Regions from separate parts of the Homo sapiens genome. Here region 2 is linked to region 1. Evidence: read pairs that join two places in POLR2A ChIA-PET (ENCODE). Cell type or tissue: GM12878. All regions are shown on one strand. Links, peaks and the distances in the headings refer to the core of each region. The heading gives the core; the rest is flanking DNA.

The links. ChIA-PET counts read pairs that join two places held together with the same protein. Peaks named below come from ENCODE experiments on the same cell type or tissue, not always from the same donor. Only the 100,000 strongest peaks of a DNase experiment are listed, where the experiment ranks them.
Region 2: POLR2A ChIA-PET joins it to region 1 with 5 read pairs; 3 of 35 experiments call an interaction of 5 or more read pairs at or near these places.

What each region holds. Positions count from the first base shown.
Region 1 is chr18:70,423,684-70,431,698 of GRCh38, forward strand. It overlaps the pseudogene RPS2P6. Among named protein-coding and RNA genes, the nearest start is that of LINC01910, 43 kb to the left of the region's middle. RefSeq lists an enhancer at 6,608-6,777. In GM12878, for the core only: no CTCF peak of the experiment used is centred there; a DNase peak (open chromatin) is centred at 4,828.
Region 2 is chr18:70,169,228-70,177,242 of GRCh38, forward strand. RTTN (rotatin) reads right to left here. Exons shown (of 49, transcript NM_173630.4): 11 at 7,448-7,618. Among named protein-coding and RNA genes, the nearest start is that of RTTN, 32 kb to the right of the region's middle. In GM12878, for the core only: a CTCF peak has its summit at 3,205; no DNase peak of the experiment used is centred there.

The DNA.
Region 1 (8,015 bases), core at 3,537-6,036:
CAGATGCCAGAGCATCAAGAATGCAGAAAATATAGATAATACAAGCTTCATTTGCAGGAGTGTGCACCTCGGAACAGTTTTCCTGGGAGATGCTCTGAAGCCAGAGGATTCTGTCCTCTATTTTGGGAACTGCTGCCTGTGGGTCCCCTCTGGCAGTGTGTTAGCAGATTAAGGTCATTGGGGGAAATCCTGCTTGAAAGAAACCTGTTAGTCTTTATTTAACCCTGTTTTCCAAACTTGTTTAACCATAAAATCCTTTTGAAAAACATGAACTGTCATTTTTAAGATTAACTTGAATATGTGGTTTAGAGGTAGAATCCAGGCTTTGCTTTGTTCAAAATCTGGCCCTCACCTTCTCTCCTGGGGATTCTAGTAAGAACCATTCACGGCAGGCAGGCTGGTTTAATTAGGGTTACTATCACAAGCTTTCTTCCTTCCTGCCTCCAAGCTTCGCTCAACCGGTTTGCCCATGATTCAGGATAGTACCTCGTGCTCCCTCCCCAATCCAAGTCTTTCTAGCATCTCCTCCTCTGTGAAGTCCTTGCCAGCTTCCCCAGCCCACAAAATAGATGTTGCATACCACATGTGAGACTATTCTAAGCACTTTGGAAACCTTAACTAACTTAACAATCACTGTGGTCCTACAAGGCTGGCACAATTTGTAACCCTATTTTACAGAGAAGGAACCTGAGATGTGGAGGTGTTGAATGACACGCAGAGTCATTGATTTGGTTTGGATCTGTGTCCCCACCCTAATCTCATGTTTACTTGTAATCCCCAATGTTGGAGGCTGGGCCTAATGGGAGGTGATTGACTTATGGGTGTGAATTTCCCCTTTGGTGCTGTTCTCCTGAGAGTGAGTGCGTTCCGGTGAGATCTGGTCATTTAAAAGTGTGTGGCACCTCCCCTCCCTCTCTCTCCCTCCTGCCCCACCATGCGAAATGCTTGCTCCCCCTTTGCCTTCCGCCATGATTGTAAGTTTTCTGAGGCTTCCCCAGAGGCAGAAGACACTGCTTCCTAGAGTCTGCAGAACTGTGAGCCAATTAAACCTCTTTTCTTTATAAATCACCCAGTCTCAGCTATTTCTTTATAGCAGTGCAAGAAAGGATTAATATAGTCATAAAGCTGAAAGGTGTTCAGGATGTCATTGGCATTCAGTGAATGCTGTTAGAATAAATGAAAACATGGGAATCATGTAGGTCTCTTCTAAAATGTGTGTGTGTGTGTGTGTGTGTGTGAATACATGCTTTAAATCAAAGAGAAGGTGCATCTTTCACTCTCTCCTCTCTCATTTAACATTCTGCAACTTTATTAAGACTCCACTCATTCATAATTTGTTCAGATGGAATTTACATTTAGAGTTTACTTGGGCTTACCAAGATGATTTTCTGAGTCCTTCCTCTGAGACAGTGTAAGTTCATAGGTAAATGGGAACACAGGGAAAAATTTAAAACCACTTAAATGTACTAGCTTTTATACCAGCACAATATACTACTAATTCATCCTTATACATTAATTACAATAACATTTTAACAACTGTATCAGGGTTCAACCAGAGAAGCAGAACCAGTAGAAGACAGATATTAAGAGGCTTATTGCAGGGAATTGGATATGTAACCATGGGGCTGGATAGGCTAGTCTGAAATTTGCAGGGCAGTCTCCAGAAGGGGCTGGAGTTGCTATGCACTGGCAGAATTTCTTCAGAGAAGCCTCATTTCTGCTTTTAAGATCCTTCAACTGACAGAATCGGGCTGCCCCAGATTATCTCGGATAATCTCCCTTAACAAATAAAGTCAACTGACTACGGAATTGACTGACATCTACAAAATACCTTCCCAGCAACCCCTAGAGTAGGGTTTGACTGAAACACTGGAGCCTGTAGCCTCACCAAATTCACACATCCAAAGGCAGTTACAAGAACCTTTACTAATTACCATGTTTTTAGTCTATTTTATGTTTCTATTTGTATTTTAAAATAAAAAATAATTTATCTAGAAATAAGCTATTGAATACCTAAGATGTTTTAATCATCCGAATGGACTTCCCTTCAGTTGGCAGGGAGGTAATATGACACTAGTTACTGGTATTTCCTTGCTTTTCTGTTATCTTCAGATCTCTATTTATTTCTGTTTCTCTCTCCCTTCATGTTCCAGGTGTAAGTATCTCCGGTTGACATTAACCTTGAGCCTCAGTCACCTTACCGGAAAATGAGGATGATTACAAAGTACTGACGTCATAGGGTGGACTGGAGGATGAGATGAATTAATGAAAGCACTTGGATGAGGGTCTGGTAGGCAATGAGTGGTGCCCTCTTTGTAGCAGTAGGAATTGCTCATTACCCTCTGGTTAATTTCCTCTGGCCATGACCATGCGTATGAGTGACAGAGGTCTTTCCAGAAGACATCCAGAGACTGTGGCATCACGTGTTGAAGAATTAAAACATTAGTATATACCAATGCCTTTCTAATGTAAAATGTGTCATTTTCAAAGACCTGTTTTCCATTACCTTTCTGGGCTGCTAGAGACTCATGCATTCCTCCCGGCTGTCAGCTGGACTGGCTTTTGAAAATTCATGGCAGCTTTGCTGTCAGGCCAGGTGGATGGTCTTTCACAGGGAGGGACTTTCTTGCCACAAAATTTGACATGGTCACACTGCTCCTCAACACTGAATGCGTTCAAAGACCCTGATAGGCAGCAAGACAGTTTTACTAGGTAGCTCCCTTTTGAGGTGGAACTCACTATCAGGAGAACAGCAAGGAAGAAATTCACCCCCATGATCCAATCACCTCCCATTAGGCCCCACCTCCAACACTGGGGATTACTATTCAACATGAGATTTGGGCAGATCCAAACTATGTAAATAAGTAAGTGTGTTTTATTGTCATCTTGGGTTGGAGGAAGATACTAAGACGCAGAGAAAGGGCCTTTTCCTCTAGCCTCAGCTCTAGAATTAGACAAAGCAGGCCAGACATCTAGGCCTTTGCCCACCAGCTCTGGGTAAAACATGACTGTTACTGAGCACTAAACTCACTCTTCTTTCTAGGTGGATACCAACACTCAAGCATAGGTGAGGTTGTGGGGAAAAACCCTGATTTTCTTCCCCAATTCTTTTTCCCTGGCACTGCTGGCAATGGCAGGAAGACACATTCAATTTGCCAGCGGGAATGCTTTCCTAATTTGCTTTTCGAAGAGTACAGCAAAATTTCTTCTGGGGAAAAGAGTGACAGTCGCTGCCATGTAAACAGGAGGCAAGGGCTTGCGGCACTACCAGAGCCTCCTCTTTGCAGAACGCTCTGAGCTGCTTTGAGGCTTGTGAGGGGAGGGGTGTGAGTGGTGAGGAGGATGTTTTCTTTACACATCCACCTCCATAAACTGTCCGTGCCATCTGGTAGAGACTGTATATGCTGTTGTCCCAGACGCAGGAAGAATCATCTCTTCTGCGATGATGTCTTGACGGAGAGCTCCCATGTCAGAGCTGCTGACTGTGTACCTGCAGCCAGCAAAGCAGGTCCCCTTCCTTTATCTGCTTCTTCCTGTCCGCAGCCCCTTGCATTTCCACCTCAACCTGAGACGGTGAAGCCCTCACTCACATGGGAGAATGCAGACTTGCCCCTGCGTGCATTGCCATACTTCCTAGAGGAGAGCTCAAAGCAGAGCAGGGGCTCAGCAAATGTTGGTTGAATAAATGAATTAATGGATCTACTAAGGTGTTTCTAGGTTCACCCAAATGAATAGTTTACGAAGTTTCTAAGGGCCAGGTGTGGTGGCTCACGCCTATAATTCCAGCACTTTGGGAGGCCAAGGTAGGAGGATAACTTGAGCCAAGGAGTTCTAGGTTAGATTGAGCTGTGATTGAGCCACTGCACTCCAGCCTGGGTCACAGAATGAGACCCTGTCTCTAAACAAGCAAACAAACAAACAAACAGAAGTTTCTTAGGACCCAAAGCCACTAGGAACAAGAATTCAGCCAGGTGCAGTGGCTCACGCCTGCAATCCCAGCCCTCTGGGAGGCTGGGACAGGTGGATTTTTTGAGCCCAGGAGTTCAAGACCAGCCTGGGTAACATGCTGAAACCTCACGTCTACAAAAAAAAAAAAAAATTAGCCTGGCATGGTGGTGCACACCTGTTGTCCCAGCTACTCAAGAGGCTGAAGTGGGCAGACTGCTTGAGCCCAGGAGGTCCAGGCTGCAGTGAGCTGAGATCATACCATTGCACTCCAGCCTGGGTGACAGAGCAAGACCTTGTCTCCAAAAAACAAACAAACAAACAAAACCTGAATTCAGAAATGGTTGTCACAGATGAAGTATGTAATAATGGAAGAGCATTTCTGACTTAGAAGAACAAGTACCTAGAAACAATGTCCATGTTACAAGGGAAAGGCACTGCTACTGTGGTGATGGATTTTGGTGGCATTAAAACCAAATGATTTATGTATTTAGATAATGAGACTGTATCATCCTGCTTTTCATTTAAAGGCTGTTATTTAGTTTAATGATAACTTCAAGCTAGAAGGTAGGACTAGGAGTGCGGATTAAGTATTGAGCAATGGTTAAGAAAAGAGTTGATGGTAGGTACCATGAAGAGTAATCATGAGATGAAATTTTCAAAGGTCACTCTGTTTAATTCTAATCTGAACAATCAATGCGTTAAATTATCTCAATAATTTATTTAAATCAACACTCATATAAATAGGGGTGAGTACATCGATTTTGACCATTTCCTGAGTTCCAATTCACATAAGTGCTTGTGGCCAGAGGTAGGTAGATGGAGAAAATATTTTACCCTCTTCAAGAGCTTTAGCCTGAATACTAGCACAGGTGTTTCAGTGGTGTCTGAAAGTCAAAGTGAAACTGTATTGCTTGTGGCTATCTAGTTCCTGAATTATAAAAGAAACTGCTGATCTTCATTGCTGTCTTTTGAATATTTTGTTACTGACAGATCAAATATTCACTAGGCTTTATCAAGTATGCCTGTGTGTGTATTCACATCATTAAACTAATATTTACTGCACACTCCTCTAAGTACTATATGTGTGTTGACTTATTTAATTCTCTCAACAGTCTGTGAGGAAGTCCTTATCATTCTTTATGTTAAGATAAGGACCAGCCTGGCCAACATGGCGAAACCCTGTCTCTACTAAAAATACAAAAAATTAGGCCCAGCGCAGTGGCTCACGCCTGTAATCCCAGCACTTTGGGAGGCCGAGGCGGGCGGATCACCTGACATCAGGAGTTTGAGACCAGCCTGGCCAACGTGGTGAAACCCCGTCTCTATTAAAAACACAAAACAAAATTAACCAGGTATGGTGGCGGGTGCCTGTAATCCCAGCTACTCAGGAGGCTGGGCAGGAGAATCGCCTGAACCCGGGAGGTGGAGGTTGCAGTGAGCCGAGATCACACCACTGCACTCCAGCCTGGGCGACAGAGCGAGACTGTCTAAAAAAAAAAAAAAAAAAAAAAAAAAAAAAAAAAGATAAGGAAAGGGAAGTACCGGGAGGTGATCACACAGTCCTAGTTCCACACTCAACACTGACTGCCACAGCCACTGCTGTACAGGGAGGGCCACTGGCTGGCCTGTCTACACGTGTTCTTCCAGGGAAATGATGCAACTGTCAGACGACATTCAGACCCTGATAGGGTATCATCCACAAACATAACCTGGAGGCACAGTGTACCCGCTTCAGCTTTTGAACTCTGCTTACAGTATTATTGGAGTGGTCAAAATGGGGATGGCTTCTACAACAAAACCTCTAAAAGCAAAGGAACAGGATTTGTCACAACTCCTGGTGTCCTCAGGGACAAATGCACCGTGGTGATGCTGAGGGCTGGAACCCCGGCTGCGCCTGTTCCGCTGCTGCAGTCTCACTTTGTCCCGTCCCTGACTGGGAATGAAACACTTGCCTCCAGCTGGGATGTAAACATTTTGGAGTCTTTCGATATTTGTTCCAATTTAGCCAGTCATCATTGACATTTTCCTGGAAATTTGCACAATATTCTTTCATTTAACACTGGGATGAATTCCAAATGAAGAAGGCTCACTATTCTTGTGTGTTTTTTAAAAAAATTTTGAACCTCTCCCTCCATTTTTAGATGAATAAATGTGAAGAAAGAGACGAAAGAACATAGAATTTAGAAAAATGATGTGGATGTATTAACTATGCCTAAGTTACCAAACCGAGCCTCCTGAAGACTCTACGTTGGTCACACCCATCCATGTCATATTCAGGCAGGGCGGCCGCAAGTGGATGCCGGCGTGCTTCTGACTTCGGGTTTTCTCTGAAAGCCATTAAGAACAGGAAACGAAGGATGTTACGTCGTGATGACGAACCTAGAACAGCTTCTAAAACAAACAAGTTACATAGTGATGAGGAACATAGCAGAGCTTCTAAAACAAAGGAAGTTACCTAGTGATGAGGAACATAGAAGAGCTTCTAAAACAAAGGAAGTTACGTAGCGATGAGGAACATAGAAAAGCTTCTAAAACAAAGGATGTTACGTAGTGATGACGAACAAGAACAGCTTCTACGTCTTCTCTGAGAAAACACCAAATGGCGGATAACGCCGGTGCAGCGGGGGCCGGAAGCCCCGGGGGACCCTGGGATGGGGAACTGCGGTGGTTTCCGCTGAGGTTTCCGCAGTGGCATGCGGGCCGGGGTCGCGGCCGTGGATCTGGCCGTGGACCGGGCCAGGGCCGAGGCTGCGGAGCTCGCGGAGTCAAGGCCAAGGATAAGGGGTGGACACCCATTACCAAGCTGGGCCTCCTGGTCAAGGACATGAAGATCAAGTCCCTGGAGGAGACCTATCTCTTCTCCCTGCCCATCAAGGAATCTGAGATCATTGGCTTTTTCCTGGGGGCCTCTCTCAAGGACGAGGTTTTGAAGATTATGCCGGTGCAGAAGCAGACCCGCGCCGGCCAGCGCACCAGGTTCAAGGCATTTGTTGCCATCGGGGACTATAATTGCCACGTCGGTCTGCGTGTTAAGTGCTCCAAAGAGGTGGCCACTGCCATCCGCGGGGCCATTATCCTGGCCAAGCTCTCCATTGTCCCCGTGCGCAGAGGCTACTGGGGGAACAAGATCGGCAAGCCCCACACCGTCCCTTGCAAGGTGACAGGCCACTGCGGCTCTGTGCTGGTCGGCTTCATCCCCACGCCCAGGGGCACTGGCACCGTCTCGGCGCCTGTGCCCAAGAAGCTGCTCATGATGGCTGGTATGGATGTCTGCTACACCTCAGCCAGGGGCTGCACTGCCACCCTGGGCAACTGCGCCAAGGCCATCTTTGACCTTACAGCTCTAAGACCTACAGCTACCTGACCCCCCGACCTTTGGAAGGAGCCTGTATTCACCAAGTCTTCCTATCAGGAATTCACTGACCACACCTGGTCAAGGCCGACCCAGAGTCTCCGTGCAGAGGACCCAGGCTCCAGCTGTGGCTACAACACAGGGTTTTATACACAAAAAATAAAGTGAATTAAGCCTGTGGGGGAAAAAAAGAAAAAAGAACAGCTTCTAAAATAAAGATTGATTATAATAGGCTGGGTGAGACTTCTGACAAATCCAGACATGAGGCAATAGGAATTCTCCCTGAGTTGAGAAATACAGTCCTAACTGTTTATTCAGTCAAGGAGGATTACACAGCAACACGCTAGAAGAAGATTTAAGGATGAAAAGTCCACATGATGAAAGAGGAAGTGTCACCTTGGAGGGTCTGGCATTCAACATTGGATTAAACTGAAGCCCAGGAATTCCTACAAAACATCCCCCCACCTAGTACTAAGTAATCTTCACTATCTGCCTGACAATGGAATGTAGGAATTGTGTCACACCCAGAGGGTGCAGGTGGAGTTTTCTCAGGATGCCGCAGTGCAGGGTCAGTGTGGGATTTAATAATATTTTGAGAATAAGAAGAATCAAGTTGGGAGGTTTTAGGAATAGTGAAGTTACCTCCCATAAAGTCCCTTTCCCAAGATTGCAGATATCATCATGTACTTAACAAAACCCTACTAATCAGAGATAT
Region 2 (8,015 bases), core at 2,791-5,290, 260 kb before region 1:
ACATCATCTACCTCTATCTCTGTCTTTTTTCAATACAAAATGTCTCAAGTCCAAATATCAACTCTTTCTCAAAGCCTAAGATACTAACTACTTTCTTCTTCCCCAAACCAACTTCTTCTCTCCTTGAGCCCTGCACCTTGTATATACCTCTGCTATTGAACTAAGGCATGAGGCCTTTTTCTCTAAGTATTTTCTGTACATGTACGCAAATCTCCCCAATAACCTGATAAACTGAAGACAAGAACACTTCCCCATCCCATAGCTGAACATGACAGAGCTTATTAATGACATATTAATAACACGAAATCAAGTATAGCTATAGATTGATTTGAACAGAAACGAATTTTTTTCTTTGGTTTTGTCTTTTAGAGGGGATAGTGGAAATCCAATATAATATTTTAAATAGTTCTAAAATACAGAAGATAGCCCCTTAATTAGTATAAAATCAATATGCCCAAATGAAATATTATACACATTATAACCTTAAATCAATAGATTTAAAACTGAAAGAATTATGGTTTTTAAAAAAATGGTTCTAGTTTTGTGACAGGATTCTAAATATCAATTAAAGGAATAAAAAGGACTAAAAATTTGACGTTCAGAGAAAATCTCTTGACAAGACTCACTATTACGGCTGAAATGCTGTCTTTACAAAAGTGGGTTTGGTCATGATTTATTTCATGGATAACCTATTTCAAGGATAATCATTAACTACCTGAAAGTCTAAGAGCTGAATCAGCTAAACAACGATACCTTTAAATGAATATAGTTGCTAAATGAAGATCAGAAACTACAGAAATCAAAATTTTAGATTACACAGACATGACAAACCTCCAGATTAGTAAAACAGCAGCTATTAGAAAGTAAAGAGAAATTTCATTATTCTGTGAAGAACTTTCCTTTTTTTTGTGGGCGGGGGAGGAAAAAGAGAAACTCAATTATCTGCTCACCTATTATTCACTCACTCGGTGAATATTAATTAGGCCTTACTATGTTCCTCCACTATATGCCAGGTACCTCTCCAGTCCTGGGAACCCAGCAGAGAGCAAAATACAACCTCTGCCCGCATGAAGCTCACATCCCACTGAAGAAAGTAGAGTGTAAATCGATATACTTCCTAAGATGTTAGGTGTGGCTAAAAAGTGTTTTAAAACAGGATAGGAAAGATGAAGAGGAACAGAGAAGTAATGGGGAGTGGAGGCAGGGAACTGCTACTTCTCCAAAGTAGTAGAGGAAGGCCTCGCTAATAAGATGACATTTAAGTAGAACCCTGGAAGGGTCAGGAGCCACGTGGCTATCTGAGGGAAAGCATTTATAGAAGAGGGAAGAGCAATTACAAAAACTATTATTTGGTAGCAAGAAAGCCAGTGGAGCTGGTTCTGAGGGATGGAGTCAGAAAGGAGTGGTGGGCCAGATCAGTTAAGGCTTTGGGTCGTCATAAGGAATTGTCCTCTGCTGAAAGCCACTGGAACATTTTAAACAAGTATCAAAATTGGTCTGTAGAGAACTGATGGTAATGTGCAAAAGTGGAAGCTAAGAGACAGAGGACTTTACTGCAGTAATCCAGGCAGGACAGAATGGTGGGCTTAACTCAGGTATTCAGATTCTGTATAGGTATTCAAGGGAGAAATGACAAATTTTGCTCAGGGATTATATCCACATATGAGCAAAAGAAAGGAATCAAGGCTGACTCTAAGGTTTTTGCCTGATCAACGATCAACTTGAACAACAAAGTTGACATTTACCGAGACAGGCAAGACTATAGGAAGAACATATTTGGAAGGGGAAACAAAGAATGAAGTTTGGGACATGTTCAGTTGGAGACATTTATTGTCACCCAAGTGAAGACATCAAAAAGGACACTGGATACAGGTAAGTTCAGAGTTCAGGTTATATGTCTGGTCTGGAAGTATAAATTTGGCAGGCATCAACAAATAGATGGCATTTAACAATCACAAATGGGATATATTTCATGAGGGCTACTGTCAGTCCTGGGGTTCCACTCCTGAAGAGTTAGGAAGATAAAGAGAAATTAGCAAAGGCGATTTACACTGTGCTAAGAGAGTAAATCCTAATGGATCTAACTCTAAAGGCACTGTGTTCTAGTTTAAGAGAGTTCTCTCTGACTCTAGTCAGAAAAATAACAGCTGCTGTGAGAATTAAACAAGCATTAAGCAGAGCATATGGCATATAGCACTCAATAAATATTAATTTCCTTTTCTCGCTTCACCACAAAGGAATTCCAATGTTTCACCCTGCGTACTTGTATTTGAAACTCTTGCTATCTCAACAACTCAAAGCCCCATGCTAATGTCATTAGCTAATCTTTACATGGCCCAATGGACTAATCACAATTTACACCCCTAATCTAAGATAGCTGTCCTGCATATATAAGCATTAGTCACATGCCATCAGAACTAAAAGTGAAGATGTTTCAGTGCAAATCCATCACCCCATTAGATAAAAAATAATCAGCAACATCACCTCATGTGCATTGGGAGGAGGGGCTATAAATGTTTCCTGTAAACTAGCCACTCAGCAGCCATGGCATAATTCTATGAGTCTGTTAGAAATGCCGGCTCTCAGGCCCTACCCTTTACCTGATGAATCAGAATATGCAAGATGTGATTAACAATATCTCTAAGTGATCTGTTTGAACATTACCGTTTGAAAAGCACTGCTCTCAGTCACTCAACTGGCTTCACCAGGTCATTAGATCTTTTTATATACCTCCCTGAAAAGCTAAAGACCTTGTGTTACAAATTCTTCCTTAGCCTTGGTAAGCATCACTAGCTAAGAGTAACAGCAGTTCCTAGAATGCTCTGTGCTTCTGCTTCCAGAACAGGGCTAGTACTTTTAGCTCTTACTTCCCAGATGTTTCCCCAAATGAAATTACCTTCATTTGTTTTACCAATTTAGTTTACTCAACCACAATATTTTTCAGAAGATTACCAACGTATCATTTTAACCTATACATGAGTATTCTCCAAAATCATTTAATATCAACAAATATCAGTTTCAAAACAGGCATCAGAGGACATTTTGTTAAACTTAGGAAATCTCTACATAGATTCATATTTATTTTCCAACATCCAAACTACCTACTTGGTCAGTGGCAACTCAAAAAAACCACTTTAAAGGCAAAAAGTTTCAGAGTCCAAATTCTACTTCAATTATTAGTGGGCTAGCAACAGACAGAGGGCAGCATAACCTTACATTTATATAAACCAAAGAAGAAATTTAACATCAATGAAATAGCATTTTTGTTTAGATCTCATTTTAAAGTACTTAGTCAATTAATCAAAACAAATATAATCATCTAAAAACAAATACCTTAATTACAATCTCCCACAATGATCAAAATTGTTTTAATAAAGTTCCAAGTTATATATTTAAAATAACTACCAAAAATTAGATAATTGATTTGTTTTTAAAAACGGAAACAATAAAACAATAACTACCTTTAAAAAAAAAAGCATGGAAAATTAACTTTACATTATTCTGGCACTAAGTAAAATAAATTACTGATTTCTTTTTGGTTCCTGTCCAAATAAGCACATAGATGAAAAAATACAATCAAAAACTACATGATGCAACTGATAGGATAAGTTTTCCATCAATACTTCGACCCATAGATAGATTGACCATTTGCAATACTTAATAGCAAGCAATTGTAGCACCACTAATTTTTCATTTATATAATATTAAGGAAGACACCCATATTTTAAATTCAATTCCTTTCTTAAGAGACTGGAATTCTTCCATTCTTGATGCTTATGCCTTGAAAAATTGTCACTCTTCAAAACAGAAAAGGACTTCAGAAACATAATGACTAGTGAATACAAGTTAAAAATTAAAAGTAACACAAGTGATGTTATTTTCCTTAAAGCAAAATACTATATTTAAAATGCAGTGTTTTATCCGTTTTCCTGGATCACCTGATAATACATTGTGTATATAAGTGATACTTAGAAAATGGAGTTTGGGCCAGGCGCGGTGGCTCATGCCTATAATCCCAGCACATTGGGAGGCCAAGGCAGGCAAAACAAGAGGTCAAGAGATCGAGACCATCCTGGCTAACATGGTGAAACACCATCTCTACTAAAAATACAAAAATTAGCCGGGCATGGTGGGGCACACCTGCAATCCCAGCTACTCGGGAGGCTGAGGCAGGAGAATGGCTTGAACCCAGGAGGCGGAGGTTGCAGTGAGCGGAGATCACGCCACTGAACTCCAGCCTGGTGACAGAGCAAGACTCCAACTCAAAAAAAAAAAAAAAAAAAAGAAAATAGAGTTTGGACTATATGCTCTACAGAATTCTAGGAAACAAAGCTGCAAATGTTTAATAACTAAGGGCAACAAAGAGGCATAAGGAATAGTTTTCTAGTTTTCATAATTTCTCCCATACCTGCATTTTAGTGTGTCACTCCTTTGTTTTGGTAATAAGTACACCACGAAACACTGATGTCTGAATGATCTGAGATATTTTTACCACTAACATTCAAATTCAGAGATAACCTCACGTTTAAAAATACAGTCAGTAAGAAGATTTTAAAGAAATATTTACACATATTAAAATCACTTTTAACAGACTTCATACAATGGAATATTTTGTAATAAAAGTTAACAAATTAATGCTATAGGCAACAATAGTTATGAACCTCAAGAAGGAGTTGAGAGAGTACATACTTTATAATTTCATTTAAACAACATTCAAAACAGGCCAATTGATCTATAGTGACAGAAGTCAGAAAGGAGTGTGGCTTGGAGAAGGAGGGAGAGGTAACAGAGAAGGGGTCTTTGGAATGCTGGTAACATTCTATTTTCTGTTATGGGGGTGGTCACTTTTTAAAGACAGATGCATTCACTTAGTAGAAAAAGCACTGAACTATGTACTTTTCTGAATGTATATGAAAGTTTAAAAAAAAAAAAAAAAGCCTTTACAGAATTAATGTTTTTTTCTGATAGCATTTTAAAAATCATTTAAAAATTTAAGTGTTCTAGTTAAACTAACAGTGCACAATTTCAGAAACTGTAATTGGCAAACACACAGAAGAGACACCAGCCTTAGGCACTTTCAAAAAGTGCTTCTTTTTAGTAATTTCCCGGCCATATATTCTCACAATTATCTTTTCCGTGTACTACTCTTTTTATCCATTCTTTAGTTAAAAACAATGAAACTCGTGAAACTATAATATTTTTAAATTATGCTTATAATAAAAACATGTTTAAGCATTCAGCCTTTGAACTAGTAATGCCACTAGGAATTTAAGAATCCAAAATATGAGTAAACATGCGTAAGTAGCAATTCAGCATAGTGTTATTTATCAAAATACCAAAAAAAGAAAAAAAGAAACCTAAAAGCTTAATTTCTGGAATACTTGTGGAAATCATAGAACATCTTGCTGGTAAAATATTAGTACCCATTAAAATTTATGAAGTGTTTAATTAAATGGAAAATGTATGTTAGATAATAAGAAATGGTTAAAAAAAAAAAAAAGAGAATAAACAGGCCAGGTGCAGTGGCTCACGCGAGTACTCCCAGCACTTTGGGAGGCCGAGGCGGGCACATCACCTGAGGTCAGGAGTTCAAGATCAGCCTGGCAAACATGGCGAAATCTGGTCTCTACTAAAAAAAAAAAATACGAAAATTAGCTGGGTGTGGTGGCTCACACCTATAATCCCAGCTACTTGGGAGGCTGAGGAAGGAGAATCACTTGAACCTGGGAGGTGGAGGCTGCAGTGAGCCAAGAAAGTGCCACTGCACTCCAGCCTGGGTGACAGAGTGAGACTCCGTCTCAAAAACAAAACCAAAACCAAAAAAAAAAAAAAAAAAAAAGAATAAATAACTTTTATAGACGCTGTCAATTGGACTTAAAGCAGAAAAGAAAAAAGCCTCAAAACTAACTTGAAATTATAAATGAATTTTTATTCTTCTTTGTACATCAAAATGTTTTTTAAATGAACATTTTATTTTCTGAATAAAAGTTAAAAACTGAAAACACCAAAGCTTAAGAAAAGAAAGGTCTAGGTAAAATAGAAAAGTAGGAAAAAGAAAAGTACTAGAATAAAGACTAGCACAGAAGATAGTTTATTGCTATCATGGGCAGAAAAGCAGCTTTGTGAAAGACACCTAAAGCAACACGTTAATTAAAAAAACAACTTTCAAAAGACATACTAAGGTATGAAATCATATATTACGTAACTCAAACTACAAATATGGTTTAGACATAAAACAAGTTACCAAATATTAACTAGATGAATCAAATAAAAATCAGGATATTTAATCCTACCAAAGATGACTTCTGAAATTCTTTTGATCAGGTGCTAAAATAAAAATATTAAGCAATTAAGTTGCTGACAGAAAGGAAATAGTGGGATACCTTCAAGAGAAATGCATGGGACCAAAAAAAAAAAAAATCCCTTAAGTTACTAAAATATGCAACACACCAGCAATATACATAAAGTACAACAAATACAAGAAATAGGACAGTCCTCAGAAACCAACTTGACCAATACTTAGAAACTAAAGCACTGCTAACAGTATTTTGAATAGATAAAACAAGAAAAAGAAAAGGTTCCATGACATTAAGATATGCTAACTATAAAATAATTTCTGGAGCAGCAATGGAAACTATTGTTTGTATTCTGTGTGTCAAGGAACCTGGGAAATAGTGAATAAGTAAAGAACTCTGACAACACGTACCTAGCTGAAGAGAAGGAAAGGCTACTCTTGATATTAATGATAAGAACCAAGACACACACTGCAGAGATAAGATCAGTAGGCTTTCAATGCCCTCCAATCAATTAAAAGATACAAGTGTACCAATTATATATGTATATATGTATGGAAAAATGTATTCGTATATTAAGACATAATCTCTTCCCTCAAGTGATCCCAAAGTTATTAAAGAAACCAAAGAAGTCAAACATATACATGTATATGTATATGTATACGTAGATGTAGATGTAGATGTATATGTATATGTATATGTATATGTATATGTATATGTATATGTATATGTATATGTATAGATAACAGCCAAGTCTTGTCTTTTACAAAACTAAGTTCCATGAGGCCAGGGACTAATTCTAACCTATTCAGTTTTACATCCAGCAAGTAATACTGTTAGTCCACTGTAAGCAATCAATAAATTATTCACTGAATGAACAAGGAATAAACAAACGTACAGACTGCAATAAAACATATGCAATAAAAGCAACAGCACGATTAAAAAATAATTTCCCATCAAATGATTTGTCAAAATTGTTCAAAATGTTAGCCATTTCTCAATTTCTACATTTCCCATATAACCTGTTACACTTATTTTGAAAATGGCCTAAAGCACAATACCTTCACACCATGAAAAGAGCAGAAGAAATTTACAACAGAGCATTTATTTATAATAGTCTGTAAAGTACAAATGAGCAGCATTGCCTGCCTTACCTTTTCAACAGGGAGAAGCGTTTGTAGCAGTCGAACTGCAAACAGGGAAATGCTGATAAAGGCCATTCTGTGGTGCACAAGCATCACCTCTGGCTGCTCCAAACTGATACTACTTTTATGGTAGCACATGGTTTCTCCAAGGGCTCCCAACACCAGGAGTAGTTTCTCCTTCTGAAAACATTTACACAACATGAAACAGAAGAAAACAACCAATTTTAGGGGCCAGTATACAAAAGCCATGGAGAACAGTTTAAAATATTATCATTTTCATTAAATAGGAAAACAAATCAAAACAGAATTTATTCCTGTGAGAATTACCAATGCCTGCTGACATAATTTAAAAAGCACAAAAGAATGATAAACCACCTACATTTTAAAAATACAATAATCTTTTAAGTATTTAATATGATGAATCTTAACAATGAATAAATACAAACAATAGAATATAAAAGGTAAATGAACCATAATTTCCTCCTAGTTTCTAGTGCCTAATTGTTCCAATTTGGAACGTTAACACGCAAACCCCTCGTCAAGTATTTCTTATGCTTACTATACGCCTAACACAGTG